Linked DNA regions of Homo sapiens: all the other regions are linked to region 3. The links are chromatin loops, found by intact Hi-C in ENCODE. Cell type or tissue: IMR-90. All regions are shown on one strand. Links, peaks and the distances in the headings refer to the core of each region. The heading gives the core; the rest is flanking DNA. Region 1 overlaps ADAM10 (ADAM metallopeptidase domain 10). Region 2 has its middle 70 kb from the start of LIPC. Region 3 has its middle 130 kb from the start of AQP9.

Region 1 (7,857 bases), core at 1,847-6,846, 340 kb after region 3:
CCACTAACAGGAACCTGAAAACATTCCAGTTTCAAAGTTAATATGCACAAGTTTTACTCTTTTCCATATAAATTATTACATTTGAGAAATCTGCTTCATTCATCTAGCAAATGTATACTGTGTCCTCACTATATGCTGAAAACCTTACAATATCATTATATCTTTGTTGTTAAAGTTTCATTAAGTGCTATGCTATGTGGTCTGTTCCACAAAGCAATGAAACCACCTTCTATTTTCAACATATCAAGATGATAAAATGGAAAATTTCTGTTACAAGTCTTTTTAAAAAGGAGTCACATATCACAGAGACTGAAAAAAATGGCAGACAAACTATTAGCACGCACCATCACCTACTGACTCAGTGGGTCTGGAATGGAACGTAAGAATTTGCATTTCTATGAAGTTCCCAGGTGATGCTGATGCTGCTTCTCAGGCCTACACTTTGAGATCACCGCTCTCGATCAGGAGTTGGCAAATATTTCCCATAAAAGCCCAGATAAACATTTGAGGTTTTGTGGGGCCATACAGTCACTGTTGCAGCTACTCAAAGTGCAAAAGCAGCCAAAGACAATGTGTAAACAAATGGGTGTGGCCATGTTCCTATAAAATGTTATTTATCAATACTGAAATTTGAATTTCATATGATTTTTAAAAGAATGTTTTGATAATTTTTAAATTTTTTTCAATCATTTAAAAATGTAAAAACCGTTCTTAGCTTCTGAGCCATACAGAAATAGGCACGGGCTGGATTTGGCCCATGGGCCATAGTTTGCCAACCCCTGTTCTAGATGAGTGGTTCTTAACCCTGGCTCCTCATCAGAATTAACTGGAGAGTTTTAAAAGACCCAGATACTTAAACCCAAGAGATTCTGATTTAATTAGTCCAAACCCTAGGGTGATTCTGGTATACAATCAGGATTGAGAACTACTGCTATTAATCAATATTTTTCCAAATGACATCTAAGGATATTTAGGACTTAGTCTTTTCATCATAAAAGTTTCTAGGGTTAGGTAAGTTTGGAAAATGAAGTTTAAACGATTTATTTATTGCAGGTCTTCTCACAAATCTCCAAGAAAGGTCTATAGTATGGAGTAGTTTTCCAGATTCATTTGACCATTGAAGGCCCAGAACATCTAATGGAACTAGTGTTCTGTTAAGCATTTGGGAAACAGTGCTCTAAATCTTTCATTCATAAAGAATACCAGATACTTACTACTTAGATGCATAAAATTATAGCAAAATATGACAGCAGAAACTAATTTTAAAATGAGAATGTGTTTGACTCTTGATAAATTAGCAATACAAAAATACAAACTCCTGATAAATCTGAACAAGTTAAAAAGAAAAAAGCCACAAAATCATCAGGCAATGATTTTTAAAAGGAGGGGAAACACAACAATACATTTGAACAATAAAAGTCAAGGTAAGAGGTAGTTTTCTACAATGTCAAACCTAACATGAAAGATACAGAAAATCAGAACACATCAACTATAGAAGAAACTGGAAATGAATTACCAATGCCCTCAATCCCTAATTAAAGAAAAGGAGATGCTGAAATAAGGTCTCAACAGATTTACTGATGAATGCTCTTAAATGTTTCAAGAACTAGATGACTCTTTGATAAATCCAAAGGATGTTTATCATTTTATCCTGTCCAAACACACAGTAGGCACTCAGCAAATACAGTAAATGTATTTGGAAAAATCAAAACATAGTTGTCAACACAGAAAAGAAAGTATCACTTCCGTGGTACCAGTAGCAGCAGTCAATAACCCATGCCCTGAAGTTCTAAATTGTTAAGGTTCTTCCTACTCTACCCTGCATGAGGAGAAAAGCTGCCATAGTGTAACACAGAAAGAAGACAAAACGCCACCAGGCACCACTGGAAAGGAAAGTAGTGAAACTAACCCCTCACTTCTTTCACAGCTTCTTACACAAGAGCATCCTGATAATCTGTATTACTAACTGGAAGGGCACTTCCCTAACATGATAAATCCCGGTATGCAAGTAAACTATGCACATAAGCAAATGAGACAAGTAACTTGTAAAGACCAGATGTTTATTATCTTACTGCTTGATGTGGTTAATGCCCACAAATGCACCAACAGCCTAGCGGTACTCTTCACACATTATGAGCATGCTATTCGAAAGACTGGCATATGCCTGTCAACAATGATATAAAATAAAGGCATGTTCTATCCCACACACACTTAAAGTCAACGTCTATGAACTTGAAAGTGTCTGATTAATTAGTTCCAGAGCACAAGAAAGGACTTCATGTTGCCAATTCATTGTGAAACATTTCATTAATCCTCACATCTAAAATATGGGGAGAAAAGGTCTTAAAAATACTTAAAAGATCATGTCTATTAAATATTTTTAAAGTGAAAATAAATGGGCTTTTGAAATTCTAAATAATGTAATGAGTGAAAATTAGAGATAACAGAGAAAAGTAAAAAAATGCTATGTTTAGATATGACTTAGTACCCCAAAAATCTAAAATATCTAGCACAATATATACTCAGTAGAATGTAATTCTGAGATCTCCTTTCGTTTTCTGTATACACTGTCTTCTACAGCAGACAAGTATACCAAATTTCAACTTTTCTTATTAGAGACAATCAGAAAAAAAAATAGCTGAGTTGAAAATAAAGAAGGGCCAAGAAAGGTAAGCTGCTTGAAGTCACAGAATTGATAAACACCAGAAAGATTATTTGAATCCTTACGTGATTCTCAAACATGTGCTCTTTCCACTGCACCATGGTACCAGAAGACAACTTCAGTTTGACAGGTATTTACTAGAACTTACCACGCAACAAGCACAGGAATTTAAAAAAAGAGTAACATGTTTTAAGGAAACCTAAGTTAAGTCAACTGCTCAAGTATTTGGTTTGAAACCTAGGTAGATCTCCTAAATCCAATTTCAACAATCCTTCTACTCCATGATCATTACATATCTAAAAACCACATATCCTAATGTGTCCTAGGAACGGTAAACATCATTTTAAATGCTGGGGTTAACTATAAAATTTTTACTCTAGAATGTTATTAGAAGAGTACAAAAAAGGCTGACATCCCACACAAACAACATCTTTTGTGCTTTAAGGCATCCATAGTTCTGAACACACACATACATACATACACACACACACACATACACACTAATTTGAGAAAGGGGAATGTGAGTTATAAGTCAATTTCCAAAGCAAACTACATTCAGTTCAATTATAGCACATTCTCAAATATATCATTTGCAAGCTTCCTATAGATATTTTAATGTTATCACTTTTAAAGCATGAACACTTAAGTTGAGATAGTCAATCTTGACAATCTTTTAAGAAAACATCAGGTAATTCTGTGTTTGTACAACTTGGAGATATGTGGGCTTAAAAATAAGCGTTCAGTGGATTACTGCTGGATGAACATCCATAATCATTAGTAGATCTACAAAAGGCTGTGTATCTGATCTTATTCTGTTCAACATTTCCTATTACAAACAAGATAAAGACCCAGAGATTATACTGAAAGATCAGGAAAAATCACCAATTAGTCCACGATTTGGGCAAATAAGTTGTCTTGAAAAACAACAAAAAAAAATGTTTTTTAAGTCCCATGAAAATGCCCTAATAATATGCACCAAAAGAAGTAACCCATCCAGGAGATGAACTAAGGAGCACGGTAAAACAGAATGACTCCCATCACCTACTAAGCAATCTATGAATGATACACATGATTCTGATCACTTCAGAAGGAAATAATAACCAGAAATATTAGAACTTTAAAAATCTTCATATAAAGTAATTCTAATATAAATAGTTAAGTTGTTTTCTCGTAACTTTGATGACTTCTGGCCAAGTAAAATTAAGATCAAACCACTTTAAGTTTTCTTTGTAAATAAAAAACATACTTACCACAATCCATTCAGCAATGTTTTCATAGAGCTCTGGACTAAAAATTGCTTTTTTAAGCCTAGCTAGAGGACCATCAGCATCTACTAATCTGCACCGCATGAAAACATCACAGTAACCTCTAAAATCGTTGCAAGGGGATCCAGGTTGCAGGGTGATGGTTCGACCACTGAAGTGCCTACTCCACTGCACAGACCCTGTACTGGCACAAGTTGATGGGTCCACTGGAAAAGAAATGCCAAATATAAGCTGAAGGTCAGATTCAAATATAAGTTGAAGATCAGATTTCCAGTTGTGCAAATACAAAGAGGGAAAAAAAACTGAAATCATTACCATAACATGTTATACAGACCTTCTCTAGTTAGGCTGGGTAACGCCATCAGTAATTCATATTAAATGTTACAATGTAAACAAGCAACCAGCAAGTCTTGACTCAGTGTCCACGATGACTTAAAGTCTAACAGTGTTTATGTAAATTACTGCTGTAAAGCTGGCAACGTTTTGTCTAGTTTATCATTTTTAAAACATTGTAGAGACCATAATAATAGAGACACAATGCTACGTTACATTTATAATCTCCTCAAGAGGACAGATTTAGCTGGAAATTATCTGGCCAAACTGTAGGTCAAAGTTTTACACTTAAAATTTAGGAGAAAATAATAGTTTGAGGCAAATTTTATACTCTTGTGTTTTTAAAAGCCTTACTTTTCTTCATACAGCATACATGGCATAATTCTTTATCATCTTTGCCATCAGAACTGGCACACGTACACTCCTCTAAGCCATATTTCTCACAGATAGAACCTGCACATTGCTAGAAGAAAAATAAAAGACAAATTGTTTAATCCCTATACAGTCAAACCTATTTTTTATAGTAACAGACAGGCAAGTATGAGCTTCCAATGTCAAAATATTTAAATGGAAATGAAAGTGAAAAACAAACAGAGATGAGTATCAAAACTGAATTACATAAATACATTTGAAAAAATTTGAAAAACAGTAAATCCAAGAAAGATAGTAAATCTTTTAAAGCAATGGCAACTTAAAAAAATGAAATAAAAGCAGAGCAAGAGATTAGATGAGGATCGATTTTATGTTGGTTATTACGGCTCTTCTATAAAGAAAGAAAAATTAAATTTTTTTCCTGTAGAGCAAAGTGATATTCAGCCACAAAAGCTTTGAAGGTTTGATATTCAGAGAAGATGACCAAAGAGTTCTTTTATTTAGGCTACTGAAATATTATTTTATAAAACTTAAATATTATAGACAAATCACATGCCGAGTTGTACAACTATGTTTCTCTAGAGAATATCAACCACATGTACATGGAAAGATGAAAGACAAATTAGTAGCTAATTGAATGCCACATAATATATTCATGGTTTTGTGAGGGAATATTACTTAAACAGAGACCAAGATTAATTACTTTAACTATGTAGCTTTAAGCATCAATAATTCTTCTGAAAAACAAGTTTTCTAAAATTAAATTTTAAAACATATAGTTAAATGCTTACCCCATTAATGCACACTTGTGTATGCCTATTACAGTCTGTGAAGTTTGGTTTAGGGTCAGATGCTGGGCAGAGAGCTGTGAAGCCATTACATATTCCTTCCCTTGCACAGTCTGAATCATCCCGACACTTCTCAGACTTTGACTTGAATGCACACTGTGCTGTACAACAAGGACCTTGACTTGGACTAGAGGAAACATTAAGTGATTAAACAAAGTAAATCACTAGTTATTCCCTATATACTATTAGATATTAGATTAGATCCACATTATTAGACATAGTACCAATTTTTAAATCCTAAGTCTCATCACTTAAATGATAAGTATGTTACTGGTATACAACTTCAAAAAACTGAAACCGCACACCGCCCTCCTGAGTAAACAGTGCACTGGTGGAGCCGTGTGTCCCAAAGAAACAGTGCCTGGGCCTACACAGAAAAGTCACACCCTGCAGGGTATGAGATAAAGCAGCACATTGCTCCTTCAGGTAATAATGCCTTGGCCAAGTTGAGGAGCTGTGCATTCCAGGGCTAAGCCAACACAGTAACTCACATCCCAGGGAAATATCAGTGGCTGAACTGGGATACTATGCCTACAGGCCAAACAACTCTAGCACCCTGCTTCCCTGGAGCTAGACTAGCCCCCTAGAGTCTGAGCTGCTGAGACACCCTTCTCCCCACAGTAGTCATCACTGTGCTGTTCCCTGCCCCCTAGGGCCCAAATGACAGCTGTGCTTGAACATTCTGAGGTACTTGCTGTTGCTGCACCTGGTCTCACAGACTTTGGGATACCACCAAGCCCCACCATCCCAGGGTCTAGACTCACCACCACCTCCATCCCCGGTGACCCAACTCGTCACTGAGTCCTATTGGCTCAGGCTCCGAAATTACTGCCATGCACTGTGCTCTGGGCTCAAATCTCCAGAGCACCTCTTCCCTGGACCCAAGCCCGGGCTATACCCTGCCCACAAAGTGTATAATCCCAGCTACAGACTGGCCCGCTGGGCCCAAGGTGCTAGGGAGTAACCCAGAGTCACAGATCCTGGTGCTATAGGCAACCTACATTCAATCTTGCCAGACAGTAAACATGCACTGCAAGACACAAGTACCATAATAGGTTTGTGAGATCCTGAGCCTAGAACTCCAGCCCCACAGTTACTCTACGCATCCGCAACTGGAAGCCAGCACCGCAGCAGGTGCTCGTAGGCCATGTCAGACCTGACACCAAGAGGGATCCCCTTGGCTAAGTCTCACCATTATGGGAAAAATGAGAATAGGAGGGCCCCAAAAGGCGTTGCCACTGAGGACATTAACAACCTACACCACCAGCATCCATTACCACAAACTTCTACAGCACAGACCACTGAGGTGCCTACAGTTATTGATGATGTTGAATACAGCTGAAGAAGCTGCATGGAGACTATACCACTGCACCTACCTGGAAAAAGAAGCACCACACCCTTCCCGACCAGCACACTAAGACCTAGCTACAGGTGAGAGTATATCTCCATGAAAGTCACTCTAGAAAATTTAGATGAGACGACTGTTCCACCAGACAGGCACACAGACATGAACACAGGGACTCATGAAACATGAAAAAACAAATATATATGACACCACCAAAGGAACATAATTAACTCTCTAGCAACAGGTCCCAAAGAAAAGGAAATCAATAAATTGCCTAAAAAGGAATTCAAAATAATGATTTGAGGGAAAAGACACAAGAAAATATAGATAAAAAATTCAATGAAACTAGGAAAACAATTCATATGAATGAGAAATTCAAAAAAGTAATAAATATCATTAAAGAGAAACAAAAATCCTGTGGCTTAAGAATTCAGTGAATAAAATAAAAATATATAATAGACAGCTTCAACAGCAGACTTGATCAAGCAAAAGAAAATCTCTGAACTTCAAGATAGAATGTTTGAAATTACTCATTTAGGGGAAGGAAAAAAAAAGGAAGAAAGTCTATAAGACTTATGGGACACCACCAAGTGAATAAATTTTCATATTATAAGAGCTGCAGAAGGTTGGGTGCAGTAACTCATGCCTGTAATGCCAGAACTTTGGGAGGCTGAGGTGGGAGGATCACTTGAGCCCAGGAGTTCAAGATCAACCTAGGCAATGTAGTGAAAGCCCATCTCTGCAACCAATCAATCAATCACTTAAAAGCTACAGAAGGAGAAGAGATTTAAAAAGGCACAGAAAACCTTTGTTTTGGCTGGGGTGCACTGGCTCACACCTGTAATCCCAACACTTTGGGAGGCCAAAGCAGGTGGATCACTTGTCAGGAGCTTGAAACCCCGTCTCTACTAAAAATACGAAAAAAACTAGCTGGGCATGGTGGCACGCACCTGTAATACCAGCTACTCAGGAGGTTGAGGCACAAGAATCACTTGAACTTGGAAGGCAGAGGTTGCAGTGAGCTCAAACTGT
Region 2 (7,857 bases), core at 1,219-6,218, 92 kb after region 3:
ACCCCTCACCTGCATGCACACACACACACACAACCACACACATTCTGCAGTGAGCCTCAGTCACCTAACATCACTCTATTGCTTTGAGAACATTCGCAGAGCAGGAAGTCAAGCTTGTTAACTTAGCCAGGGTGAGCTTGAGGCTTGTTCCACAGGCGTCTGTCCCAGGCTGGCTGGTAATACCTCATTCACGGAGACTCTACACCACCTCAGCACTTTTTTGTGACAAGAAACCAAAGCTTCCAGGCTTCCCAAAGCATCAACAGGCCTGCTCTTTATGGGGCCCTTTAGCCTGTGATCAGCCCCGAAGTGCAGAGGTCTTTTGTGGGTAACAGGGCCCAACGTACCTTAGTCACCTTCAGTATCAGATGTCCTCCCAGGAAGGGCCAGCACCTCCCATCCAATCTTACTCTCACCTCACATCATGCATGGGAGGCCTTAGTATGAGACTTCACATCTCTGGGACTTTCCACCGCAGGAGGCCAATCCAAAGCCAAGGGTTTCCTTCTTTCATGTTATTTCATGACATAAAAGAAATCACCCACCCAGCGAGCTAGAGTCTGAAAAATCTGCATATTCCCCTACATTAGCATCCCTTTGATCTGTAAGGATGCAGAGGGAGGCATACCGCACTAGACTGTGGCAGCAGCTTCATCCTTTCCAGTTCATTTCCTACTTCCTGCTTTGTGGGCATAGATTCTCACACATACCTGGAAACCAGGTAAGCATCTGGACCAGTGAAATATGTGACTTCTGGAAGCCCATTAGCAATCAAGCTCTGGTATTAGAGTTAAACCTTTGATAACACAAACAAAGCTGCTTGTGCTTCTATTTCACAGCACTGGAAAGAGTTCTACAATTTCCCAACAAATGATATCTGAAAGCATCATTTTACAGGTGAGAAAATGTAGGGATTCATTTCTCAAAGTACAATCCTCTGGCCAGTGGCATCAGTACAACCTGTGGGCAGATTCTTTCGCTTGCTCCACCCCAGGTTAGCTGAAGCTGGATTCGCAGTGGAAAGGCCTAGGAATCTGCATTTTAAACACACTCCATCCCCGCCCCTAGGCAATCTGTACACCTGACAATGGTCTAGAAGTATAGCTGGCTCATACAGTTCTGAGACCATAACCACCACAATATTGAGGAGACATCAATCTGGATAGCCTCAGAGGCTCTTTTCCTCTCCACTTTGAAGCTTAGCAAGGAGCTAGAGCAGCAGGTCTGTGCTAACCAAGAAAAGACTCTCTGTTCCTGGTCACAGAGCCCCAGAGGTGCCACTTCCTCAACCAGGGAGCTCCACTGATCCACAGAGGTCCCTTGCCCTTCAGTCCCCAACACAGGCAATGAACATCGTGCTACTGGAGCTCTTTCCATGGTGTATAGTCCTGCAAGGTCCAGCCCAGACAGGCCTCTCATTTTATTCCTTCAGCAAACATATATCGAAGGAGCTCTGTGCCAGGCATCGTGCTAGGTACCAGCAACATGATGAAAAAATGGAATGGCATCCAAAAGTGGGGCTCAGTATAGAAGAGCCTGAGAATTGCTTCTCTAGCCCATGGATTAGAGATTAGGTTGGAAAAGGCTTCAGAATTGGGAAACTCCCAGACAGGAGATGGAAAAGGAAAGAGCTCCTCTCAGGATGGCCCTGAAGGGAATATCAGGGAACACAGCCTTAAAAGGGTCTTAAAACCCTGTCCTGGCTAATGACCGTCTGTATGGCCTCAGTCTCATGACCGTCTGTATGGCCTCAGTCTCGGGAAATTGCAGGGGGAATGGTAGCCAACTTGGAAGTGCAATCATGTCCACTTTCCTGCTGTCTTGCCAGCCGCACAGCAGCCATTTAAGACGCAGAATTTCTTTTTGCAGCACATCTTCCCTAAAGTCTGAGTCAGCCTCACCCACATCTATACAACTGCATCAAGCTTTCTGGTAACACACACACACACACACACACACACACACACACACACACACGTCCGAGTAACCCAGAGCCCGCTGCTGCTGCTGTGACCAGGGACTTCCGCACAGAGCTCCATTCCTCCTCCTCCCCCAGTCTCATGTCCATCCTTACGCCCCCACTGGGGGAGTTAGATTTCTGCCTAACATGACCGCTCTGGCACTGCACCTCTCCAGGGTCTAGAGATCTATCCCCAAGCTACTAGTTGACGTCTGCTCCAAGGGGACTCTGGCACCGGCTGTGTGCCTGGTTCCCTCTGCTGTCCTGGCTACTGATGAGAGCAAGGGCTGGAGACTCAGACAGGCCTGAGCTACAACCCACATCTACCACTTACTAGCTGTGTTACCTTGGGCAATTTTCCTAATCTCTCTAAACCTCAGTTTCCACTCTGTGACTTAAGAAAAATGAGACCTACCTTGCAGGTTACATTGTAGATTAGAGATGATCTTCATAACACCAAATATCACAGCTACATACCAGGTGCTGACTACATGATGGCTATTGGTTTGTGTCCTCTGGCTCAAATAACCTCTCTATATCCCCCCAAAGGATCCAGGCATTGAGCTAAATACTCCTTAAGCCCCTACTCTGTGCCAGGCACTTTTCCAGGCACTGAAAATATGCCATGAACAACACACAATTCCTGTCTTCATGAAACTTAGATCCATAATAAAAGAGATAAAGTGCTTGTACTCATTCGCTAGGACTGCCATGACAAAGCATCATAAGTTAGGTGAGCTTAATGACAGAAATTTACTGTCCCCCAGTTATGGAAGCTAGAAATGTGAGAACAATGTGCCGGCAGGGTTGGTTTCCTCTGAGGGCTGTGAGGGAGAACCTGTTCCCTGCCTCTCTCCTGGTTTCTGTAATGACTGGCATTCTTTGCCTTATAGGATGCATCTCCCTATCTCTGCCTCCATCTTCACGTGGTGTTTTCCCTGTGTGCATGTCTGTTTCTGTGTCCAAATTTGCCCTTTCAGAAGGACACCAGTCATACTGGATTAGGGTCCATCCTAATGAACTCATTTTAACTTGATTACTTCCATGAAGATTCTATTTCCTAATGAAGTCACATTCTGAGTTACTGGTATTTCTATTTCAACATCCCTTTCCAGGAGGAAAAAATTCAATCTATAATGGTGCCCCTTTCTGTCCACTTACTCAGTCTCATTTGATTTGTGAGTTGAGTTGATTCCACACAGGAATCCTTCTAAGCCACCTTAATCTCCTAGAATTGGACATATCCAGCAAGTTCAGTTCACGCTATCTCCAAGAACCATCTCTGTCTCTCTTTCATCTGCTCTCAAGAAGGTAAAAGACCCCAACATGGACCTTTCCCTGTCTCAAAAGAGGGACTACATGACCTCCCACAGGGGCTCAGGCCATAGCCCAAGCTCCTCTTCCAGGGTCTCCAGCTCAAGCCACCTGCCCACCACACATGGTGCCTGATGCATGTGCCCTTGCCCCAGGCTCTAGATAAACGGTTTTACTCCCTGCACCCCATATTTCCTCTTACTCAGTCATCTTATATAAATGGAAAAATCATCTCTTTGTGAAATTGACTATCTCCTGCAGCTTAACTTGGAAGAATGTTTACATATTTGGCCCCAGGGAATCATAAACATCTTGCGGCGTATGTTAACAGTTACTACATGACACCATTCATTTTTACGATCTCAAATTACTAAGTGTTCCCACCAGGATCCTCCTCCAGTGGTTAAAAGACTGATGGGCTCAGTTTTCCTCATCAGGCCTCAGAGAAATGACATCATTGGTTCTGGCTTCTCCCCTTCAAAAAAAAAAAAACATCTCATAATGGGAAAAAGCAGAGGAACCAGCCACCAGGAGCAAGTCTTGTTGCAAAATGTCCAGAAATGCCCAAACAGAGGAAGTGTCAGTTAGTACAACTGATCAATGGTTGCAAGGGGTTGCGAGGAGGAAGAGAGGAATATGCCGTGCCCACAGAGGCATTTGGGGCAGTGAAGCTACCCTGTATGATCACTGCAGTGGTGGATAAGTGTTATTATACATTTGTCAAAACCCACGGAATGTACAACATCTACAATGAACCCTAATGTAAACTATAGTCTTTGAGTGATACGGATGTGTCAGTGTAGATTCATCAGTTGTAACAAATGTACCACTCTAGTGTGGTTCGATAGTAAGGGAGGCTGTGCGTATGTGGGAGCTGGCAATACGTGGAAAGTCTCTGTACCTTCCTCTCAATTTTGTTGTAAACCTAAACTGCTCTAAAATATAAAGTGTATTTTTAAAAAGTCAATTACTATAAAAGAATGGCAATCATTAGATTTGGTTTAAAACAGTGGTTTCTAAATACCGGTGAGTAAACCTGAGATGGATGTCAAATACAGACACCTGGAGCCTACCTACTGTCTCAGTCTGTTTGTGCTTCTCTAACAAAACACCTCATTCTGTGTAGTACTTTATAAACAATAGAAATTTTTTTTACAGTTCTGGAGGCTGGGCCAGCAGGTTTGGTGTCTGGAGAGGGTCCCAACTCTGCTACCAAGATGGCACCTTGCTGCTCCATCTTCCACAGGGGAGGGACACTGTCCTCACATAGGAGAAGATGGAAGGGAAAGGGGACAATCCCTTCAACCTCCAGCTCTTATAAGGGCACTAATTCCACTCGTGAAGACAGAGTCCTCATGACTGAATCATCTCCTGAAGGCCACACTTCTTAATACTGTTGCATTGGGGATTAAGTTACCACAAAAATTTTGGAACAGACACCATCATTTAAACCATAGCACCTGCTGAAAATCAGAATCTTATAGTAAAAGGAGAGAATCTGTATTTTAAAAGAATGCAGGGAGACAGGCTGGCAACATGGCCAAATGGGAAGAGCTCTGGTCTGCAGCTCCCAGCGAGATCAACACAGAAGGCGGATGATTTCTGCATTTCCAACAGAGGTATCTGGCTCATCTCACTGAGACTGGTTAGACAGTGGGTGCAGCCCACGGAGAGTGAGCCAAAGCAGGGTGGGGCCTCACCTCACCCAGGAGGCACAAGGGGTTGGGGAACTCCCTCCCCTACCCAAGGGAAGCCATGAGGGACTGTGCCATGAGAAACGGTGTATTCCAGCCTAGATACTACACTTTTCCCACGGTCTTCACAACCCACAGACCAGGAGATTCCCTCAGGTGCCTAAGCCACCAGGGCCCTGGGTTTTAAGCACAAATCTGGACAGCCATTTGGGCAGGTACCAAGCTCGCTGCAGCAGCTTTTTTTTCATGACCCAGTGGTGCCTGGAACACCAGCAAGACAGAACCATTCACTCCCCTAAAAAAGGGGCTGAAGCCAGGGAGCCAAATGGTCTAGCTCAGTGGATCCCACCTCCGACAGAGCCCAGCAAGCTAAGATCCACTGGCTTGAAATTCTCACTGCCAGCACGGCTGTCTGAAGTCAACCTGGGATGCTTGAGCTTGGTGGGGGGAGGGGCGTCCACCATCACTGAGGCTTGAGTAGGCAGTTTTCCCCTCACAGTGTAAAAAAAGCCGCCAGGAAGTTTGAACTGGGTGGAGCCCACCACAGCTTGGCAAAGCCACTGTAGCCAGACTGCCTCTCTAGATTCCTCCTCTCTGGGCAGGAAATCTCTGAAAGAAAAGCAGCAGCCCCAGTTAAGGACTTATAGATAAAACTCCCATCTCCCTGGGACAGAGCACCTGCGGGAAGGGGCGCGGCTGTGGGCGCAGCTTCAGCAGACTTAAACATCCCTGCCTGATGGCTCTGAAGAGAGCAGCGGATCTCCCAGCACAGTATTCAAGCTCTGCTAAGGGACAGGCTGCCTCCTCAAGTGGGTCCCTGACCCCTGTGTCTCCTGATGGGGAGACAGCTCCCAGCAGGGGTCAACAGACACCTCATAGAGGAGAGCTCTGGCTGGCATCTGGCAGGTGCGCCTCTGAGATGAAGCTTCCAGAGGAAGGAACAGGCACCAATATTTGCTGTTCTGCAGCCTCCGCTGGTGATACCAAGGCAAACACGATCTGGAGTGGACCTCCAGCAAACTCCAGCAGACCAGCAGCAGAAGGGCCTGACTGTTAGAAGGAAAACTAACAAACAGAAAGGAATAGTGTAAACACCAACAAAAAGGACATCCACAAAGAAACCCCTTCCAAAGGTCACCAACATCAAAGACCAAAGGTAGATAAATCCACGAAGATGAGGAAAAACCAGCACAGAAAGGCTGAAAATTCCTAAAGCCAGACACCTCTTCTCCTCCAACGCATCACAACTCCTTGCCAACAAGGGAACAAAACTGGACAGAGAATGAGTTTGACGAATTGACAGAAGTAGGCTTCAGAAGGTGGGTAATAACAAACTCCTCCAAGCTAAAGGAGTGTGTTCTAACCCAATGCAAGGAAGCTGAGAACCTTGAAAAAAGGTTAGAGGAATTGCTAACTAGAATAACCACTTTAGAGAAGAACATAAATGACCTGATGGAGCTGAAAAACACAGCATGAGAACTTCGTGATGCATACAAATATCAATAGCTGAATTGATCACGTGGAAGAAAGGATATCAGAGATTGAAGATCAACTTAATGAAATAAAGCATGAAGACAACAGTAGAGAAAAAAGAATGAAAAGGAACAAACAAAGCCTCCAAGAAATATGGGACTATGTGAAAAGACCAAACCTACGTTTGATTGGTGTACCTGAAAGTGACAGGGAGAATGAAACCAAGTTGGAAAATACTCTTCAGGATATTATCCAGAACTTCCCCAATCTAGCAAGACAGGCCAACATTCAAATTCAGGAAATACAGAGAACACCACAAACATACTCCTCGAGAAGAGCAACCCCAAGACACATATAATTGTCAGATTCACCAAGGTTGAAATGAAGGAAAAAATGTTAAGAGCAGCCACAGAAAAAGGTCTCGTTACCCACAAATGGAAGCCCATTAGACTAATAGCAGATCTCTGCAGAAACACTGCAAGCCAGAAGAGAGTGGGGGCCAATATTCAACATTCTTAAAGAAAAGAATTTTCAACCCAGAATTTCATATCCAGCGAAACTAAGCTTCATAAGCAAAGGAGAAATAAAATCCTTTACAGACAAGCAAATGCTGTTACCACCAGGCCTACCTTACAAGAGCTCCTGAAGGAAGCACTAAATATGGAAAGGAAAAACTGGTACCAGCCACTACAAAAATATACCAAATTGTAAAGATCATAGACAGTATGAAGAAACTGTATCAACTGATGGCCAAAATAACCAGCTAGCGTCATAACAACAGGATCAAATTCACACATAACAATATTAATCTTAAATGTAAATGGGCTAAATGCCCCAGTTAAAAGACACAGATTGGCAAAGTGGATAAAGAGTCAAGACCCATCAGTGTGCTGTATTCAGGATACCCATCTCATATGCAAAGACACACATAGGCTCAAAATAAAGGGATGGAGGAAGATTTACCAAGCAAATGGAAAGCAAAAAAATGCAGGGGTTGCAGTCCTAGTCTCTGATAAAACAGACTTTAAACCAACAAAGATCAAAAAAGACAAAGAAGGGCATTACATAATGGTAAACAGATCAATGCAACAAGAAAAGCTAACTATCCTAAATATACATGCAACCAATACAGGAGCACCCAGCTTCATAAAGCAAGTTCTTAGAGATCTACGAAGAGACTTAGACTCCCACACAATAATAGTGGGAGACTTTAACACCCCACTGTCAATATTAGACAGATCAACAATATAGAAAATTAACAAGGATATTAGGACTTGAACTCAGCTCTCTGGACCAAGTGGACCTTACAGACATCTACAGAACTCTCCACCAAAAATTAACAGAATATACATTCTTCTCAGCACCACATCGCACTTTTTCTAAAATTGACCATATAATTGGAAATAAAACACTCCT
Region 3 (7,857 bases), core at 1,594-6,593:
AAATCTACACGTGCATTAAAATTCACAGGACTGGCCATGCTCAAAGGCTCACGCCTGTAATCCCAGCACTTTGGGAGGCCGAGGCAGGCGGATCACGAGGTCAGGAGATCGAGACCATCCTGGCTAACATGATGAAACCCCGTCTCTGCTAAAAATACAAAAAATTAGCCGGGCGTGGTGGTGGGCGCCTGTAGTCCCAGCTACTTGGGAGGCTGAGGCAGGAGAATGGCGTGAACCCGGGAGGTGGAGCTTACAGTGAGCTGAGATAGCGCCACTGCACTCCAGCCTGGGTAACAGTGCAAGACTCCGTCTCAAAAAAAAAAAAAAAAATTCACAGGACTAAATTTCACAAAGAAAAGTAGAATGGATGGTTGCCAGGGACTGAGGGAAGGGACTCATTACATAATGGATATGGAGTTTCAGTTTGAGAAGATGAAAAGATTCTAGAAATGTATAGTGGTAGTGGTTGTACGACAATGTGTATGCACTTAGCATGAATTGGACACTTAAAAATGGTTAACTTGGGAAACTTTCATGTACATTTTACCACAATAAAAAATGTTTTAATTCATAGGACTGTACACCAAAAAAAGCCAATTTTGATTGAATGGAAATTTTTTAAAAACTAAAAGAAAAATCAGAAGCAAATACTGCAAACTGTTACATTAAAGCTAAATAATAGATACATTTATGTCTATTACTCAATTTTCTAAACTTTTCTGCAAGTTTAAAATGCCCTAATAAGTTCCTAATAGTTTAAGGTAGAATCAAAATTTTGGGGCTGTGGGAAGCTTTTGAGATCATTTTTTCCAGATTCCATACTAGAATGGAGTGAAACTGAGTTTTCACAGCTAAAAACTCCTGACTCCAGTCCAGTGCTTTAACCACAACGATTATTTGGAACTCAAGATTCTAATTGATAATAAAATCAGGCTTCTTCCACTTAGGAAAGCTTATGAGATGCAAAGAACCATGAAAAGTATGCTCAACTTTTCTAGTCCATAGGAAACTATTTCTACATAATCAGAACACTCAACTAAGAACAGAATTAATATTTAATCAGTAGCTCTCTTCAAAAGAATTGTTAAAATAAATTTAAAAGAAAAAAGTCACAAAAATCTTGTGTCAATTTTACTGAGGTATTCTAACTGATCGCATAAGACATTTTAATTTGTTTCATGTCATCTTTGCATCTGCCTGTCTTTGTTCTCACCCCCGCTCTCCTCCTATATAAATATAATCTTATACTGAATAGCTTCTCCGACCTCTTCTCACCCCCTATCTAATCTTGAGTGAGGGTTGCTCTAATTAGAACTGACTTTCTTTAACAAGTAGTACTCTGCAAAATTCTGGGGTAAAAAAAACACCCTTCACCACTGGATCTGTAGGGTTGCTGGTTGCAAGCAACAGAACTGACTGGGAAAGCCAGGACATGCAGTCTTGTAGGGGGCAGGATGAGAGAGAGGAAGCCTGGCCACCGGCAAGGGGCCTCTGTTGGAGATACCACCTCTGGTATCATTGCTGCTAGCAAGAGCCTCACCTTGTTGCAGTCATCAGTAAGGAATTTTTCAGCTGATGGCATATCTTCTGTGGATTATTCCAGTGAGGTGGAGGGTTCTGGGTGTGGACCTCCAGTTGGCTGAGCCTAGGGCCTCAGCCCATTCTTTCTGACATCCTCTGCCAAGAGCTTCTTTAAAGGAGGTGGCAGCTCTGCCTTGCAACACACAATGACAGACTCTCTTTCCTCCCAAGTAGGGGGAGAATTCAACACTGGGTAGCAAAGAAAAGAACTGCCTACCTTCATCAGTGCCCATGGGCTTCCCAACTGCCACGTGTGCCTTTGCTTCCTTACTTCAGTTTCCCTTGCCACCCCCTCCCTCAGGTATAGAAGTACTTCATCTTCTATACCTGAGGAAGTATTTTTATGCCTAATGGAAACTCCTCCTACTGCATTTTACCAACTCTCTTGAGTCCTCCAGTGGGAAAAGCTCTTTACCATCACTCCTACAGCTTTTACTCCAAAGTAGGTAGGGATGGCCACACTGGGCCAACCTATAAAGCCATCTCTATTAGTTTGCTAAGGTTGCCATAACAAAATATTGCAGACTGGGTGGCAACAAACAGAAATTTCTTCTTTCATAGTTCTAGAGGCTGGAAGTCCAAGATCAAGATGCCAGCAGGGTTGGTTTCCTCTGAGGCCGCTCTTTTTGGCTCGTGGATGGCCGCCCTATTGCTGCCTCTTCACAGGCTCCTCCCTCTATGCATGCTCACCCCTGGTGTCTCTCTCTGTGTCCTAATCTTTTCTTCTTATTAGGACACCCATCAGATTGGATTAGGGCCCACTCTAATGGTCTCATGTTAACTTAATTACCTCTTTGGTATCTCCAAATACTGTCACATGCTGAGGTCCTGAGCTAGGAGTTCAACATATGAATTTGGAGAGGCCACAGTTCAGTCCAAAACACCTCCCAGCTAGCACTCTGTCTCAGACAATAGAACCAAAGTGTACTGTGGAGAGCCAAGGTGCACCTCCTGATTCATTCTTGTATTCATTCTCATTCCACCAATATTTCATAAGAGCCATTTAAATGGTTATAGGATCTACATAAAACCAACAAATTGATCTTTACAAATGCATTTCTCATCATCTCACCCTTCACATGGAAACTCCTGAATGGTTCCCCATGGCCTTAAGAGAACTCAAAAATCCAAGTATGGTATACGAAATATTCAAAGATCTGGAATCTGCTTACCTACCCAGCCATAATTCCCTCACATGCCTTTTGCTGCAGTTAAAGTACTGAAGTATAGTGGGTGCACACACAAGTTATGCTGAGTTACTTCTAGTTGTATGATCCTAGGCAAAATGTGCTTTACTCAAAAATTATTTAATTATCATCTCCTTTCTGCAGCTGTGTGAGGCCCTGGGGCAGATAAAAAGATCTCATCCTCAAAGATCTAATTGGAAGGGAATGTCAGCAAGTAAACAAAAACTACATTGCAATTGATAGGCAGTATAGTCTAGATGTATGCAAAATGTGTCAGAAGCTCAGAGGAAAGTCTCCTTACATTTCTAGGGCACACGTTTCCCCAGTAAAACAATACACCAACCTCCAAAATTAAACTAAGGGTAAGGCCAATGCATAGCGTAACCTATATGTTTGCTAATACATTGCTGAAGTAAATCAGAAATGTGGGTCGGATCCAGTTATTGAGTTAAGTCACATCTTACATAACTAATGAAATGGAAATTGGTTACACACCCACCAAAGTATGCAGAGCCCTCAGGTGGAGATTAAAATCCCTTCTTGCTGCCACAAATTCATCTCTGCAGTGTTTTAAAAATGCACATATGAAAGTTACAGGTGACAAGCACTGTACAAGCCACTTCACCAAGCTTGAGATAGTCTAGCTATTAATCACCTAAACTAGCAGCCATGGTCTGATGATATGCTAAAATAAAATAATGCAACTCGCAGTGAGGGTTATTTTATTTACATTTTAAATCTTCTAGCATATGTCTCAAGAAGTTTTCTGGCCCAAGGCTGGGCGTGGCGGCTCACTCCTCTAATTCCAGCACTTTAGGAGGCTGAGGCAGGTGATTGCTTGAACTCACAAGTTCAATAACAGCCTGGGCAACATAGCAAAACCCCGTCTCCATAAAAAATACAAAAATGATCTGGGCATGGTGGTGCATGCCTATAGTCCAGCTACTCAAGAGGCTGGGGTGGGAGGACTGCTTGAGCCCAGGAGGCAGAGGTTGCAGTGAGCTGAGATAGTGCCACTGCACTCCAGCCTGGGTGATAGAGCCAGACCTTTTCTGGAAAAAAAAAAAAAAAAAAAAAAAAAAAAGAGGAAAAAAAAAGGTATCTGGCCCAGAAACTTGCAAGAGAGAACAAGAACAGGTATTGTTAAGCTGCCAGAGGAATGGAGACTGAACTCTTCCCTCTAAGACCTCTTAGAAATGCTAGGTATAATGTGTGTCACTTTGTTTTTAATGCACAGCTGCGTTCACAACCAAGAAAGGGAAATTCCCAAGTGATGAAAATGAAAAGAGACCATAAAAGAAAAGTAGTAAGTGATGAGCAGCTGCCAAATTGGATGAGAAGATATTGACATCAGTTTCCTAGGGGCGCCGGCTTTAATGCCCGCGTGGGAAAAGGAAAGAAGTCCTTGAGTCCACATGAGGTAGGGAGTGGGAACAGGGCCGCTGCTTAAAACCTGAACTCTCAAAGGGTGGCACCTGCAGAGAAAGGTGGACTAACAATAATCAATTTACTGGCAAATAGATCAAGGGTGTCTTTGCTCACATTCTGGAGAAGAAAATATACCAATCCAGATGGATTGATAAATTGAGGCATTTATTAATTTATTGCCTCTCAGCTTTGAACTTGTAATACCTGGTCTGGGATCACAGTCTGAACACTGTAAGCCTTTCTCCTTCACAGTAAGGATCATACTATACTTGTCAGCAGAGGGCACTGGAGGGACACTGCAGGAGGAAAAGGGCTTCTCTTCCTGGTTTCTGTGTGAGGGGTTTGGCTTTTTATTGCTCCTGCTGCAGGGTTGGTCAGCAGGGTGGGTGAAGGGGGACATCCAGTGGTGTTCTGCACGGTCCCTCGGTGACCTCACCATTCCAGCCAGTCCTGTGACCACCTTTCCATGGTCCTCCTGACACAGACTTCCCATGCTCCAGACTTTACACCTTGTGTTTCCTGTTTGCCCAGCAACTGCGGATGGGCCGCAGTAAACTCCTCTCCTTCCTGTGAGCTGCAGCCACATCTTTGCCAATGAGTTTTGAACCCCAGCCTCAAGAAGGCCCCATCCTATCCAAATGTGCCCTTCCTTGGGTATTCTCTCTCAGCCCTAGAGTCTCAATGTAGCATTCCCTTTACATCATTTTAGTTACTCTGTTAACATAGCTTAATAATGCCTTATAGTAAATTAACTTATTTAAGTTATTATGTGTGGTTTCTGTCTCCCGATTAGACCCAGACTGATACCACTGAGACATCAAAAATCTCTGGCCTATGCTATTAAAGATACAAATTTATATTACCTAGCATGAGTAAACACAAAAACATTATGAAGGGTTACTTCCTCAACCAAGGTGGCATAGCATTCTCCAAAAAGCGAAATACTGAATATACATCCAATCCAAAATTTAAAAACTCACAACGGAACAACCCTTAAGTATTGTCAAATATACAGTAAAATACAATAATGAATTTAGAACCAGGCTTAGAACTAAATGGGCTTAGAACTAAAGTACTTAGAATAAAGAATTTAGAATGGGCTTAGAACTAAAGTAACTTCTGATAATAAAACAATCCAAAAGAAAAGATTATAAATACGCTTAAAAGAAAATTTGTAAATTAGTAGAAAAAGGAGAGACTTGACAAGAACAGGCAGATTCGAAAAATAACCAAATAAAACTTTTACAAATGAAAAACAAGCCTTCAAAGAATGAGCTCAGTAGCTGATTAAACATAGCTGTAGAGAAAATAGTGGACAAGAAGAACTGAGTAATCTGCACAGAATTCAGCACAGAAAGTTAGACAAAAATATCTATAAAATACATAGAGAAAAGAATAAAAAGCATTGAAATGCAGATAATAGGAGTTCCAGAAAGACAAAACAGAGTGAACTAGGAAGGCAATGTTTGGAAAGTTAATGGGAGAGATTTTTCCAGAATTGATAGAGATTTTCTGAAAATGACTCCACCGATGGAAGAAACACAGACTCCCAAATAAGATAAAAACCTGGAACATTGATAGGAAACTCCAGACCAGAAAAAAAAAAAAAATCTTCAAAGCAACAAGAGACAGATTGCCTACAAATAATTAAACTAAGAGCAAAAATTTTAATAAGAGCCACAAAGATCAGAAGACATGAAATAATATTTTTGTAGTACTTAGGAAAATGACCAGTCAGTGTAGAATTTAATACCCAGCTAAACTATTATTCAAGGAGGAGGGTAAAATAAAGACAATTTGGGATGGACAAAGCTGAGAAAATTTATCCAGTGACCCGCGCTAAAATAATTGCTAAAGGATGTACTTCAGAAATCAAACTATAAACACAGGAAGGATGGGGTGCAAGTAGCAACGGTGAGCAAAAGAAAATCTGTGCCAATTATCAATGTATTCCTCTTGGCTCTTAATCCATTCTTCTGTGCCCTCCTTTGGGATGTAGAGCTGGACCCCAGCTGTTGCAATGTTAGTCCTTGACAGTACAGGGCCCTGGAAAGACCAGCAGGAGGAAGGGGCTTCTCTTTCTGGTTCTGTTGCTTTACTCTTCCGGCTCCTGTGGCAGCCAGTGGGTGGTTTGCAGGTGAGGGGCCACTTACCTAGCAGTTAGCACAGCTTCCAGCAAGTTCTACGGGCACCCCAGCAGGTGGCTTCCCAGTGACTTCCACAGCAACACAGTGAGTGGGTTCAAGAAAGTTCATCACTGGCAGTCTAATAGGTGGTCTGCTAGCAGTGTTGCCAGCATTCTAGCAGCGAGTTTGCCTGTCTACCAGCCCCAGACTGTGGGGCCTAAGCAGACTTCTCCACCATGCAGGGGGCGTCAACCTTCAGTAAAATGTGACTCTCACCCTGGGAGAAGGCCCTTTTCCAGATGTGTACCTGCCTCAGTCCTAGGGGTAGTGGCTGCTTGTATATTTGCCATTCCTACATTCTTTAATGTTAATGTTACTCCTCTAAAGTTTTTATAGTAGTCAAAAGAAGAGTAGTGATATTGACTAATTATAGATGTTTTTAGTATACATGTTTTATATTTTAAATTGTTACGGTAGTCAACTTTTGCTCCTGGGCAGAATACAGTAGATAGTGGCAGCCCCAGGTTCTCACTTCAACAACTAGAAAACCCGGGTAAATTACAAAATCAACTTTTAAGATATTAGCAAGTAATGGAAGCAATGATGACTAGATTATTCTGATTTGCAGGAGGAAAGACTTTTTTTTAAAGCCCTGTTGAATGAGCTGAAAATTGCCAGCAGCTTTCTCCTCTTTTTTTGCCAGTTCTGTGGGCGGACTGAGGATTGGGCTTGGCCCATGCAGAGGAAATCTACTGGATTTGGGCAGTCATGTGACACTAGATGCCCAAGCCCCAAACATGTGGCTGGTTTTCCCCATGAAACATTTACTGAGTCCTGCATAACCCACAGAAAGCCAAGGAGCTAGGCCAAGGGCTTCCAAAAGCAGAGTGAAATCTCCATTAGTCTCCCAGAGAGTGGGCCCGCCTCAAAAACACAGCCAGCCTCTTTCTTAATATATTTACCAGATTTCTGAGGAATGATGGAGCTGAATCTCCTGCAGGTTTTCAGGGATGAAAAGGCAGAAACCCGTCAGGCTCTCAATCAAAAGCTTGGGAGTATGGAGCCAGTCTCAGAAACACTTCAACCCAGCCCTGACCAGCGCAAAGCATAACTTGATTCAGGTGATTAGCCCCTTGCCTTATCTGCCTAAGAGAGGAAGAAGGGACTCCTTACGTTAAAACATAACATTCTGGAAACTTTTTAAACTTTTCAAAAATGTCTACAATGGCATACAACAAAACATTAGTAGGCCAATAACCCAGAGGAAAAACAAACAATAGAGGCAAACCCACACGTAATCCAAATATTGGCATTAGGATGCAAAAACTTTAAAATAGCTATAATTGGGCCAGGCACAGTGGATTACGTGCCTGTAATCCCAGCACTTTGGGAGGGCAAGGTGGGCGGATCACCTGAGGTCAGGAGTGTGAGACCAGCCTGACCAACGTGGTGAAACCACGTCTCTACTGAAAATACAAAAATTAGCCGGGCAAGGTGGTGCATCCCTATAATCCCATCTACTCAGGAGGCTGAGG

What was found. Hi-C counts contacts between places; a loop is a spot of excess contacts. Peaks named below come from ENCODE experiments on the same cell type or tissue, not always from the same donor. Only the 100,000 strongest peaks of a DNase experiment are listed, where the experiment ranks them.
Region 1: a loop joins it to region 3, with 2.0 times the contacts of the local background. A loop is called at or near these places in 5 of 110 quality-filtered maps.
Region 2: it touches region 3 in a loop (5-fold over the local background); 3 of 110 quality-filtered maps call a loop at or near these places.

What each region holds. Positions count from the first base shown.
Region 1 is chr15:58,606,385-58,614,241 of GRCh38, forward strand. ADAM10 (ADAM metallopeptidase domain 10) reads right to left here. Exons shown (of 16, transcript NM_001110.4): 12 at 5,424-5,607; 13 at 4,615-4,723; 14 at 3,913-4,133. Among named protein-coding and RNA genes, the nearest start is that of LIPC-AS1, 110 kb to the left of the region's middle. In IMR-90, for the core only: no CTCF peak of the experiment used is centred there; DNase peaks (open chromatin) are centred at 1,977 and 4,337; H3K4me3 peaks cover 571 bases; H3K27ac peaks cover 955 bases.
Region 2 is chr15:58,357,800-58,365,656 of GRCh38, forward strand. No RefSeq gene overlaps it. Among named protein-coding and RNA genes, the nearest start is that of LIPC, 70 kb to the right of the region's middle. RefSeq lists enhancers at 1-52, 5,028-5,087, 5,158-5,237, 5,347-5,847. In IMR-90, for the core only: no CTCF peak of the experiment used is centred there; a DNase peak (open chromatin) is centred at 3,652; H3K4me3 peaks cover 177 bases; H3K27ac peaks cover 2,396 bases.
Region 3 is chr15:58,265,657-58,273,513 of GRCh38, forward strand. No RefSeq gene overlaps it. Among named protein-coding and RNA genes, the nearest start is that of AQP9, 130 kb to the left of the region's middle. RefSeq lists an enhancer at 4,374-4,668. In IMR-90, for the core only: a CTCF peak has its summit at 4,474 (motif pointing right); a DNase peak (open chromatin) is centred at 4,475; H3K27ac peaks cover 149 bases.